Linked DNA regions of Homo sapiens: region 2 is linked to region 1. A link is an interaction called in ENCODE POLR2A ChIA-PET data of the cell type or tissue named here. Cell type or tissue: GM12878. All regions are shown on one strand. Links, peaks and the distances in the headings refer to the core of each region. The heading gives the core; the rest is flanking DNA. Region 1 overlaps JMJD1C (jumonji domain containing 1C). Region 2 overlaps LOC124902439 (a long non-coding RNA gene).

Region 1 (6,559 bases), core at 793-5,792:
AAAAAACAAATCTCAAATTATAATCACATTAAAACACACCAGGCAAACAAAACAGAATTAATGACAAATACAAGGGTATTTTAATATAATTGTTTTCATTATATTCGTCAGAATTTATGTCCTGGAATTAAAATATCCCCCAAATGAAATCTACTTAAGCAATGGGATACAGCCTTAAAAATATTTTATCTTGGCTCAAATGATCACAAACAGAACCATAAAAACATTCCTTTTACTTTTCCAACTAGAAAGATTTTATATATATATGTATCTCCATATATACATATTATATATATATATATATCCACACACGCGCGTGCACACACACACACACACACACACACACCACCACCAGGATATATAACAGATATTACCAGTAATTTCTTTAGCTGAGTTATGAATAATCTACTTTGCTATGCTTTTATGTATTTTTCTGGAAGTTTTTTATTTTGCAATGACCATGTTTTGCTTTTATAATGAGAAAAAGAAACATTTAAGATGAAAAAGACTGATGCCAACAATTTATTCACAGTAATACTAATTTCCTTTGTTACAAAGTTTCAACAAAAAATGCAATATAATCTGACAGTTAAATATGATAAGCATACTCCATAGAAACCTAGCTAATTTAGAAATTTTGTTGGTAATGATAACAGAGTAAAATGAAAATACTCTTTGCATTCTTTTAAATACTCACATTAAAAGGTGGACTTAATCACTTGAGATCCAGAGTTACGAGAAGTCTAGCATGGGTAACATGACAGACTCTTGTTTAGAGTCTCTTGAAAACAAACAAAATGTAATCACAGCACTTTGGGAGGCTGAGGCAGGTGAAACGCTGAGCCCAGAGTTTGAGACCAGCCTGGGCAACATGGCGAGACCCTGTTTCTACAAGAAATACAAAAATTAGGCAGGTGTTATGGTGCATGCCTGTAGTCCCAGCTACTTGAGAGGCTGAAGTGGGAGGATTGCTTGAGCATGGGAGGTAGAGGCTGCAGTGAGCCACGATCGCACCACTGCACTCCAGCCTCATCAACAGAGAGAAACCTCCTCTTAAAAAAAAAAAAAAAAAAAAAAAAAAAACACCAAAAACAAAAACCTTCCCTATCCTATAAAAAAAAACCTTTTAATATGTTAATACTTAAATTTTTAGATTTGCTAAAAATATCGTTAAAGGCCTATAAAAAGAACGAGTTATTTAATGCAATATTAAGCTGGGCATGGTGGTTCACGCTTGTAATCCTAGCACTTTGGGAGGCCAAGGCGGGAGGATCACTTGAGGTCAGGAGTTCAAGACTAACCTAGGAAACATAGTGAGACCCTGTCTCTATTTAAAATAATAATAATAAAATAAAAAATAACAATGCTATTCTATTAGTACGACATTGATTGTACCAGGTATTACTCAAATGAAATTCTTATAAAACCTTTGCTAGTCATAAAAATAAAAATTTAATTCTGTAATACATTTTTTATGAACTAAGTCATAAAATTCAAATTTAACTTAGCTAGAGGGCATACATTTTCTTTACTTAACAGATGTGGTATACAGAAACATATCACATAGTATGTATCTGATGATTAATGTTCTAGGAAAAAAACAGTAATACAACATACACATTTAAGAAACAGACTTGTAACTTAGAAAGCACCAGGTAAAATAAATTTTGTATTTATTTTAAAAACTTGATGCAGCGTTTCAGATACTGTGCTAGAAGACTAAATGCCTTATTCTATAAGTATTTTGCCAATATAAATAGCAATTTAAGAAAATCAGCCGGGCACGGTGGCTCATGCCTGTAATCCCAGCACTTTGGAAGGCTGAGGCAGGTGGATCGCCTGAGGTCACGAGTTCGAGACCAGCCTGGCCAACACAGTGAAACCCCATCGCTCCTAAAAATACAAAAAATTAGCTGGGTGTGGTGGCAAGCGCCTGTAATCCCAGCTATCAGGGAGGATGAGGCAGGAGAACTGCTTGAACCCGCGAGGCAGAGGTTGCAGTGAGCCGAGGTTGTGCCATTGCACTCCAGCCTGGGCAGCAAGAACAAAACTTGGTCTCAAAAAAAGAAAGAAAGAAAGAAAATCAGCATGAACACAAAACCAAAATTCAGTCAATTCCCTATTATTCAGAAAGATTATTTATCTATTTAACAGTTAAGCATATTTACTTGCCACTGTAAATTAAAAGATTTTTTAAATTGTCACAAGAGAAGCACTTTCACAAAGATTAACCTCATTTAATCCTAACAATACCTCTGCTATTTTGATATTATTAGGTAATTTCTCCAAAATCACACAGCTAGAAGGCAAATCAGCAAAGGTCTGTCTAATGTCAAAGCACTTCCCACATACCCTTTTCCCCATCCATGCGCTTGCATAATCAAAATTTTGCATGCTCTCTGCTAGGTTTTCAATAACTTACCTACATTATTAGGAATATGGTCACATAAAAAGGAAGATGACCCAATTTATCCAATCATTTTATTGTTATTTTTAAAAACAGAAAATGACGTAGCTAAATTAAAACCAGGTTAGAAGAATATGGTATTCCAAGACTAGAAATGGATATCATAAATAGATTATATAATTTATGAAAATCCTCAAGAGTAATTTTGGAATTGGATATACTATCTTAATATACATGTCCTATTACATCAAATCACAACAAACAACTGTGTATCTTGCTTTATCTATTCGGTTACAGCAATATTACATTAACAGCTATTAACTAGCTTTTTTATTAATTAAAAATAACTACTAATAGGGTTTCTTGGTTGATCACCCAACTGAAACCTATCTTTCATAACAATATTCCCTTGAATAAACTTGATCCAGACCTGTAATATTCCTGCATTTTAACTACAATTTGCTAAGTGTCATTGGTATAAGGTCCGCTCCTCTCAGAATAACCAGAGTAAAAAAATCAGATAAATTAAGAAAACATTATAAAACCACTTGAAGAAAAATGTGTTTTCTTCTAAAGCCACATGTTAATATTCTTTGTGATACTTTTAATAATAGTTTTGAACTTTTTATGGCAGTTCAAAAGTCTGGAAGGCAGTTTTTCTTTCAAGCTATTTATTGGCATGACTTTTACACAGTTGAGTCATCATGAGTTTAACCTACTGAGTCACCTGCTTACAGCATCTGCCAACCACAATTTACTAACTGCAGCTTCCTCAAACTTAAACTGAAACAAACTCAGGAAGGCCTGGGAACTGTTTAATATTTTCCAAAGTAGTAACTGAAAATATTCCTCCAGCACAACCCAAGCTTTAAGAAGTAAAAAATTCCTGGGAAGCTGGGGAGGGAGGTCAACAACAAAAAAGAAGTAAAATTATATACTTGTATAAAGTATTCTACTGAAAATTCCTGTGCACAAACTAATACTGAGGCTGGGCATGGTGGCTCATGCCTGTAATACCAGCACTTTGAGAAGCTGAGGCAGGAAGATCATTTGAGGCCAGGTGTTCAAGACCAGCCTGGGAAACAGAGAGACCCTGTCTCTAAATATATATTTAAAAACAACTAATATTGAAATAGTATACATATACATCGTGTCAATGATTGATTCATACAGAACAAACACTGTTTTTGTTTTGTTTTGTTTTGTTTTTTTAAGACATCTTGCTCTTGTCCCCCAGGCTGGAGTGCAATGGCGCAATCTCGGCCCACTGCAACCTCCGCTTCCCAGGTTCAAGTGATTCTCCTGCCTCAGCCTCCCGAGTAGCTGGGATTACAGGTGCCTGCCACCATGCCCAGCTAATTTCTGTATTTTTAGTAGAGACAGGGTTTCACCATGTTGCCCAGGCTGGCCTCAAACTCCTGACCTCCGGTGATCTGCCCGCCTTGGCCTCCCAAAGAGCTGGGATTACAGGCGTGAGCCACTGTGCCTCGCCAAACACTCACTAAAAATTTTTTTTTAATATACAGTGCAATGAATGTAACTTCCAAATTAATACCACATCGAAGTTTTTTGGGCTGATTTTCACTTTTAGCATATAGTGCTATGGAAATGATGAATCTATAAATGAACTATAGTACCATACTTCTATTTTCTCAGAAAGAACGAATACAATCCAGTACAAATTGGAATGATCAGCAAGACTTGCTAGACTTGCCCAGTGACTTAGTCTTTTATGACACCTATTTGAGTCCATCCACTTCCTTCACTGAGGTCTTTGTAGAGCAATTACAAATACAGGTTGTATCCAAAATGCTTGGAGTCAGAAGTGTTTCAGATTTCAGATTTTTAAAAATTCTGTAACATTTGCATTACGCTTAGTAGTTGAGCACACATAATTAGAAAATCTGAAATCCAAAATGCTCCAATGAGCACTTCCTTTGAGTGTTTCAGATTCTGGGGTTTTTCAGATTTTAGATTTTTGGATTAGGGATACTCAACCTGTACATAAGAAATGTGTTAAATTACACAAAAAGAAAAAAAGGCGGCCAGGCACAGTGGCTCATGCCTGTAATCCTAGCACTTTGGGAGACCAAGGTGAGCAGATCACAAGGTCAAAACTTAGAGACCAGCCTGGCCAACACAGTGAAACCCCGTCTCTACTAAAAAAAAAAAAAAAAAAAAAAAAAAAAGCCGGGTATGGAGGCAGGTGCCTGTAATCCCAGCTACTTGGGAGGCTGAGGCATGAGAATCGCTTGAACCTGGGAGGTGGAGGTTGCAGCAAGCCAAGATTGTGCCACTGCACTCCAGCCTGGGTGACAGTGTGAGACTCCATCTCAAAAAAAAAAAAAAAGAAAAAAAGGAAGGAAGCTATAACTAAAATTCCAATGTATCATAATAGAAAAGCACATTAGCCACCTAGAATTTTTAAGGAAGGTATTATCCATAGTACTCTTTACGATGCCTTTCAGCATTTTTTTTTTACTGCTCCTAGAAAGTTTAACGTATTTAGAAAATTTAATTTAAAAAAGGGAAGAGAACATAAACTGAATGAAGCATATTAAATGCTTATTATAGTTTATCTTTAAAAAAGGAGTTTATATAACATAATTTGCTGAAATTCTATTAATTTTGAATAAAAATATTTAGAGTTCCTTCATGAAATAACATACTGAACATAAGGTCTTTAAATTAATACTCATGGTTATCTTTATATTATGATGCAGTTATAATCGATGTAAACTGTAACCTCTATAACAAATTGTTCCAGAAAGACAAAATTTTAGTTGTAACTGTTTTTTAGTTCTTCCATAACCTCATGCTGTCAAGCTGCCAATCTACCATCACCACTTTTTAAAGTGTTGGCTTCTCATATGCTATGGTAAGGGAAACTAGATTTGACAGCTTGTTGGAATTATGTTTGAAATAGTCTAAGTGTGGGACTAGGAGGCTCTCATTACTAAAATTTATTAGGAATATATTTCATTCAACAAGATTTTGAACACCTGGTATCAATTACTGTGCCAAGGCACTGGCAATATATCTAAGACAAAGTTCCTGACCTCAAGGATCTTACAATCCAGTGGAATTGAGACAGACACACAAATACGATACAGATTAAAGTATCTTTGTATCCTCTAGGATACAAAGGTGAGACAAAATGGGTTGGCGGGTGACCTAGTTAGGTGTGTCAGGAAAGGATTTACAGAGAAGGAAATATTTGAGTTGAGACTCAAGAAAAGTATGAAACCAAGGTTTTTGAGTTGGAACTTCAAAACTGCAAGGGCATCTGCCAGATAATAAGAGATCAGAAAAGAAGGTCTTTCAGACAGAGGAAAATTCATACGCAAGAATAGATGGGTGAAACAATATGGAATATAGGGACAAGTACACTGGTATGGATTGAATTAAGGACAGCAGAGTAGGTGAGGAAGAAAACTGAAAGACTGTAGTTTGGAGTGTTCTGTAATAGTCTAGGCGGGTAAGGATGGGAGCCTTACGATAGAGGAGAAGGGACAGATTAAGCAAAGTTAAAGAGGCAGAATTAGTAATTCTGGGAGACTAATATGTAAGGGCAAGAGAGAGACCTAAAACATTCCTACATGTTGATTTTTTTTTTGAGACTTGCGTCTCGCTCTGTCACCCAGGCTGGAGTGCTGTGGCACAATCTTGGCTCACTGCAACCTCCGTTTCCTGGGTTCAAGCAATTCTCCTGCCTCAGCCTCCTGAGTAGCTGGGACTACAGGCATGTGCCACCACACACGGCTAATTTTTGTATTTTTAGTAGAAACGGGGGTTTTGCCATGTTGGCCAGGATGGTCTCAAACTCTTGACCTCAGGTGATCCACCCACCTTGGCCTCCTAAGTGCTGGGATTATAGGCGTGAGCCACCGCTCCTGGCCCTACATGTTGATTTAAGTGACAAACTGGCATAGATGTGATTGATCTCATTAGCTGGGATACAGAATGATCAGGAAGAAAAACGAAATCAAGGTCTGATGGTTGAATGTGAATACAGTAAATAGACAGCAGAAGACATGGGTTTCACCTTTTCAATGATATCTACTCTGAACATTCTATTAAATATCTGCTTCTCCCCTCCCCAATCCTTATTGATCTTACACTGCTTTACATTTTCATTTTGTCATCGCATTT
Region 2 (6,559 bases), core at 744-5,743, 1.0 Mb after region 1:
GATACACCTAATGTTAAATGACCAGTTAATGGGTGCAGCACACCAACATGGCACATGTATACATATGTAACAAACCTGCACGTTGTGCACATGTAGCCTAAAACTTAAAGTATATATATATAAAAAAAGATTTGCTTTGTTATATTTTTTGAAAGTAAATCTACGTCATCTTTGGAATTTTTTTTATCCTTAGGAATTAATTGTAAGTGTGTAGGGTAGAACATTGCTTGTTTGTTTGGTTTATTTTGTCTGCTGGGCTTTCGACTCTTAGGCGATTCTAACTTCTGTGCTAGCATAGTAAGTGCTAAGTCTGGACTGGTTCAAATGTCATCTTTCCATTCTCCCGCTGAAGGAAATCATGGTCTCTGGCACTGCTGACAAAGATTTATCAGGCCCCTGTGTTTTTTTTGGAGCTGGAGTCTCTCTCTGTCACCCAGGCTGGAGTGCAGTGGCCCAATCTCGGCTCACTGCAACCTCAGCCTTGAGGGTTCAAGCGATTCTCCTGCCTCAGCCTCCCGAGTAGCTGGGGCTACAGGCATGCGCCACCACGCCTGGCTAATTTTTGTATTTTTAGTAGAAATGGGGTTTGACCATATTGGCCAGGCTGGTCTCGAACTCCTGACCTCGTGATCTGCCTGCCTCACCCTTCCAAAGTGCTGGGATTACAGGCATGAGCCACGGTGCCCAACCTATCAGGTCTCTGTTTTTGTATCTCTTTAGGTGAGAAATTATAGGCAGTCTAGACTCAAACATATCTGGGCTCCAAACTCAGTTCCCCTGCATGTACAATTTATGATTGGGAAATTCAACTCCCCATATGCAACATGTGGATTAAAATAATAAGAATAAAAAATAATAGGCCGGGCGCGGTGGCTCACGTCTGTAATCCCAGCACTTTGGGAGGCCAAGGCAGGTGGATCACGAGGTCAACAGATTGAGACCATCCATGCCAACATGGTGAAATGCTGTCTCTACTAAAAATATGAAAATTAGCTGGGCATGGTGGCGCGTGCCTGTAGTCCGAGCTACTCAGGGGGCTGAGGCAGGAGGATTGCTTGAACCCTGGAGGCAGAGGTTGCAGTGAGCCAAGATCACACCACTGCACTCCAACCTGGCGACAGAGCAAGACTCCATCTCAAAATAATAATAATAATAATAATAATAATAATAATAATAATAATAAAAGTATCTACTGCATAGGGATGTGTGTGCTTATGTGTGTGAAATTGGATAATGTACGTAAGGCAACTTTCAATAACCTGAATATTGCCCTATTCAGGGTATGTGAGCTCTGCTGCCTTTTAGGTGTTATCATGTCATTTTTATGCTGAGCTATAATCTTTATCTTTTATCCACTGGTAAACATTTCATCTGAGTTTATTTTAAAATGAGATTCCTACAAATTAAGAAAAAAAACTTTTCTTACTATATTGTGCTTCCCTGTGGATGTGCTTCTGCCCATGGTTTTGGCTTATAAACATCCTGATGTTGTCATACTCTGTCGATTGGCTTTACCTACCCTGGATGTTTGAGCAGTAGATTTGATAAGTGAACATCCTATATCTGCTTTGTTCAACTGTTTTGCCAGTGATAAAATTTTGCAGCAATCCACTTGCAATTTCCTCCTAGAGGACACAGGGTTATACACACTTAATTCCTAGCCCTGAGCTCCCATTTCTCTAACTGATCAACTGGATTCTATTAAACAAAAATTGGATCATCTCCTATATATTGCTACTGTGCTAATATTATGGAAGTTATATGAACAGGGAAGATAGGAGACCTATCCTTTTAAGCTACAATATGGTAGAGATATAAAATAAGAAACCAATTCAGCATAAAGTATAAAATGAAAAGTTCCACAAAAGGGCAAAAAATGTGTTACAAAGGTTTCAGAGGAAAAGGAAGATATCTAGCATGTAAGAATAAGGAAAGAAATTCATAAGGTATATGTAATGCTAAACTTCCAAGATAACATTTTTCAAATAACTGCATGATGAAAGTGAAAAAAATTAAATGCATTATCATTAGAAAAGGTGTGGAAAAATACTTACCTTCATATGCTCTTGTCGTTAAGAGTACATTATTACTTTTGGGACATAATCTGTCTGTAGTTTATTAGATTTTAAATGTGCATGTTATTTGAACCAGAATTCACTTCTGGGAATTGATTAAAAAAAAAACTCAATAAGTTATAAAAATTTAAATACAAAGATGTTTATTTCAGCATTGTTTCTAATTGTTAAAAAAGGGGGTGAACTGAATGCTGATCTAGGGGAATGGTAGAATAAGCTAAGGATCATCTATATTACAGTATGTGAGATAATTGTTAATATGTGTGAAGTGGATCTCTATAAATTGCAGTGAAAGCATATGCATGTAAATTATATAAGAAAACCTAGTTGCAGAATATGTATTTATATATTATGTATCATGTGTATCACATGATCTGTTTAAAAGCCAAACTATTTACCAAATATTTATCTTTGTGTAACTATTTTTTATATAAGATAAAAAGCAATTATAGAAAGAAGTATACTAAATTATTCCCTTAGGTTGAAAGAACTAGAGAATGAAAAGAAAATCTGTTATAAAAAGAATATAATATCTTAGTGATTCAAATAATTGGCAATGAAATATGTAGATATGTATGTATTATGCATATTTTATTATGCATATTATATTATGCATATTATATACATATCTACATATTTCATTGCCAATTATTTGATTGCTATATATATATATATATATATATGTCATTTAGTGAAGAGGAAAAAGAATGAGTAGGTTGTTAGTAATCGAAGATGGTTTGGGCATCAGGAATGAGGAGCTGGCTATTGGTATGATTCCTGGGTAGAGACTCAGAGACCAGCAGTGGTGCAGAGGTGCAGGCCTGAGTAATGCATGGGTGGGACAAAGTCTGTGAAGGTAAAAGGGACAGATTGCAGGTAGCATGAACAGCTTGTATTTCCTTTGTTAGCTGAGTATTTCCTTTGGGTAGAAAGTGAAACTATTTGAACAGGGGAACTCTAGCTGTGCTTTTAGGGGCTTTTTCCAGCCCTATGTTTAGGGTGGATTGTACAGGGCAGAGCCTTTTAAAGTGGGAGAGGTATCAAGAAGCTATTTGCAGTGGTCTAGGCAAGAGATGAAGACCTGTACTAGAGGGCTGGCAGTGGTTTGGGAAGAGAAAAATGAGAGGGATATGTTGGAGGAAGATTGCACAGAGTTGTCAACTTACTGATGTGGATGGTTAGGGAGAAGGAGTAGGAGGAGTAGTCAATGGTGATTGAGAGAATCATGATATCCTTGGCAGAGAGAGGGGTCTGAAGGTGGTTTGGAGATTAAAGGTGATGTGCATGATTTATAGCAGAGTGAGGGACTAGTTGGCAACCAAAAATTTCTACTCAGATTGAGTCTGGAGTTATGATTTTATGAAATGTTGCTGATGGCAGTTTGGAAGGAATGAATGTAATTTACCAAAAAGAGATGGCAGAGAGAGAAAAGAAAAGGGACAGAAGATAAGACATTGATGGTTACACTTTGAGTCAGAAGAATTAAGGGAGCCACTGAGAAGGTGTACACAGAGCTGCTGGAGGGCAACCAGAACAGCTTGACAGATGGAGTCCAAGCTGGCGAGGCTGGAGTGAGGCCTTTGGAATTGATTTCTATGAAGAAATTATGTGAGGCTGTATCACATTTTGCTAAAATCAGTGTACTTTTATTCTATTTTACTGAAGTAGCTTTTTTTTAGTGGATTGAGGCAACCACCATTGGTGGATGCTAAAACCATTAAGCAAAAGGTGTAAGAGAAACTTTATAAGGAATGGGGCGCTTAAGCCCCCAGATCAATTCCAGCATCACTAAAAGTGCTGCCTCTGACATGTTGTTTCTTCTGATGGGATGTAGCAAGAAGTATATGGGTAACCTATGAAGTATTCTAGCCGAAAGAAAAAAAAATAGTTTGAACCAGAATCAATCGAGTCTTCAGATCTACCATATTTTACAGGAAACCCAGCAGGTAGAGGAATAAGTTAAAATAATAACACAGGAAGTAATCAGTCAAATGCAGAATCTGAGATACTTTACAGGCTAAATGACCCAGTTCTACCAACATATAATTGGCAGAAAGAAAAGAGGAAAGGTTATTATGGAGTAAAAAATACTAAAATAATAAGAACTTGTTACCCATTACCTCCTACCCACCCTCTGCAAAAAGCCATGAGTGAGAGTATAAGTTGACTCAGAGCATAATTGACCATACCTGTTCCCCACGCCTCCCCCTTCAGATCCATCACTCAGCCACTAAACTGTGGTGTTTTTGTTGCTTAAATGTCTCTCAATCAGTCCATTCTGCTCCAATAACATTGCATCCCTCATGGTCTGAGCTGCCATTCTCTCTTGCCTGGACTGTTATCGTATTATAATTGGTTTTCTTCTGTCTGCCTTGTTTCCCTCTCTGGTTCCCATATTGTAGCCTGAATAAGCTTTAGAAATGCAAATCTGGTCATGTGATATTCCTGCTTAAATCGCCTCGTTGGAGAAAGACCCAGATCTATCCCATGACCTGTTAGGTCTCGCTGACCCAGGCCCTGCCTGACTCCCACTGCCCTGCATTTCCTGCCAAAGCTGGCACTTATGGTTCTTGGATTGGCTGTAGACTTCTCCCCTTCAGAGCCTTTTAACGTGTGGTTCCCAGTCTGGGGGACAATTTTCTAAACACACATACACACACACACACACACACTGGCTAACTCTGCTTCAGGAAAATTCTCCCTTGAGGGCCTATCATCTAGGTCATGGTCTCCTTTTTTCTCAGCCTCTTGTGTTTTTTCTTCACAGCATTTATCAAAATTTATAATTACATAGTTTTATTATAGGCCAACTTCTGTTGATTGGCTTCAGGCTGAGAAAAAGGAGGTCATGACTTAGAGGAGAAGGATATAAGCTCCCTGAGAGCAAATGATGTGTGTGAGTTTTGTTGAGCACTGTTAACTCCAGTGTCTAGCACAACATCTGCCACGTTATGGTCTATAAGACATAGTTATTAAATGAATGGCTGATCATTATGGAATCTTATGGACACTATGTGTATTAGTCATAGTTCTCTAGAGGGACAGAACTAATAGTATAGATGTATATATAAAGGGGAGTTTATTAAGGAGTATTGACTCATAGGATTACAATGTGAGGTCCCAAATTAGGCCATCTATAAGCTAAAGAGCTAGGAAGCCAGTTCAAATCCCAAAACCTCAAAAGTAGGGAAGCCAACAGTGTAGCCTTCAGTCTGTGGTTGAAGGTCCAAGAGTCCCAAAGCTGAAGAACTTGGAGTCCGATTTTTGAAGGCAGGAAGCATCCAGCACGGGAGAAAGATGGAGGCCAGAAGACTCAGCCAGTCTAGCCATTCCTTGTTCTTCTGCCTGCTTTTTATTCTGGCCGTGCTGGCAGCTGATTAGATTGTGCCCACCCAGATTGAGGGTAGGTCTGCCTTTCCCAGTTAACTGACTCAAATGTCAATCTCCTTTGGCAACACCCTCCCAGAGCCACGAAGGAACAATACTTTGCATCCTTCAATCCAATCAAGTTGGCACTCAATATTAACCATCACACTATGGCACTGTCAGTGCAGATTCACACAACTGTCTTCTATTCACATTGGCTTCATGTTCCTTCTCCCAGTATCCCCACCCCTTTTTGTTAGTTTAATGTGTGCTCAGAAAGAGCTCTCAAAATGTCAGTTCTTGGGGTACCTTTTATGTGGCATTGAGATTTTTAATGCATATAGTCAGATTTTATTTCCAATCTTTCTTCAGGAGTTATTCAATTCTCTTTGTGCATCCTTGAGTGAAGATGTCCTAATTCTTCTTTTTCATGTTTTTAAATCTGCTTTCCTAAAGTCTTCAGCTTATACCTGACTCTGCCTGGTATTTTCTTCCTGTCTGTCACAGATTCCAGAATAATATAGTCAGTTTGGCTCAGGTGTCCTGGGGTTTCCACATGTCCAAGTAGTTCTTTCTTTGTAGTCAGGAATAAGGCTAGAATAGCTCCTTTATTAGTGCTTTCTCTGCTTATGTGTTAAAGTGTCTGCAAGGAAGGGAAAGTATGAAAAATTGGACTTTCTTTCAGGATACACAGACCTAGATGTGATTTGTGGGAATTTACTCAACTTCTCTAATCTTCAGGGGTGTTTTTTAACTATAAAATGAGACCATATTTATAATGTGCAATTGTTTTGAATAATTAACAAAATAACATGTGGAATATCACATTAGAAACTCAATAATTTGTTGTTGATTTAAAAGCTATTGTTAGCCTTTCCCATTTGATGATATTCAAGAACAACTGATTAATTCTAAATAATTTAAATAAGGTAAGACTTTTTCAAAAGATGAATGCTTGTATTTTGCCCATAAGGCACAGGTGAAATTCTTGATGATGCCACTTTAATTCCAAACCAGTATTGGCATAGGAAACAGTAAGAGCCATGCTTAAAATGGATTCATTAGTTGTATTTCTAAAGCCTTTTGGCTTTGTCTAGATACTTACAAATAACCCTTCA

The links. Peaks named below come from ENCODE experiments on the same cell type or tissue, not always from the same donor. Only the 100,000 strongest peaks of a DNase experiment are listed, where the experiment ranks them.
Region 2: POLR2A ChIA-PET joins it to region 1 with 9 read pairs; 1 of 35 experiments calls an interaction of 5 or more read pairs at or near these places.

The regions. Positions count from the first base shown.
Region 1 is chr10:63,233,439-63,239,997 of GRCh38, forward strand. The region is part of intron 3 of JMJD1C (jumonji domain containing 1C); the gene reads right to left. Among named protein-coding and RNA genes, the nearest start is that of NRBF2, 100 kb to the left of the region's middle. In GM12878, for the core only: no CTCF peak of the experiment used is centred there; a DNase peak (open chromatin) is centred at 3,203; H3K27ac peaks cover 760 bases.
Region 2 is chr10:64,258,273-64,264,831 of GRCh38, forward strand. All of the region lies in intron 3 of LOC124902439 (a long non-coding RNA gene), which reads left to right. Among named protein-coding and RNA genes, the nearest start is that of LINC02671, 660 kb to the right of the region's middle. In GM12878, for the core only: no CTCF peak of the experiment used is centred there; a DNase peak (open chromatin) is centred at 2,989; H3K27ac peaks cover 476 bases.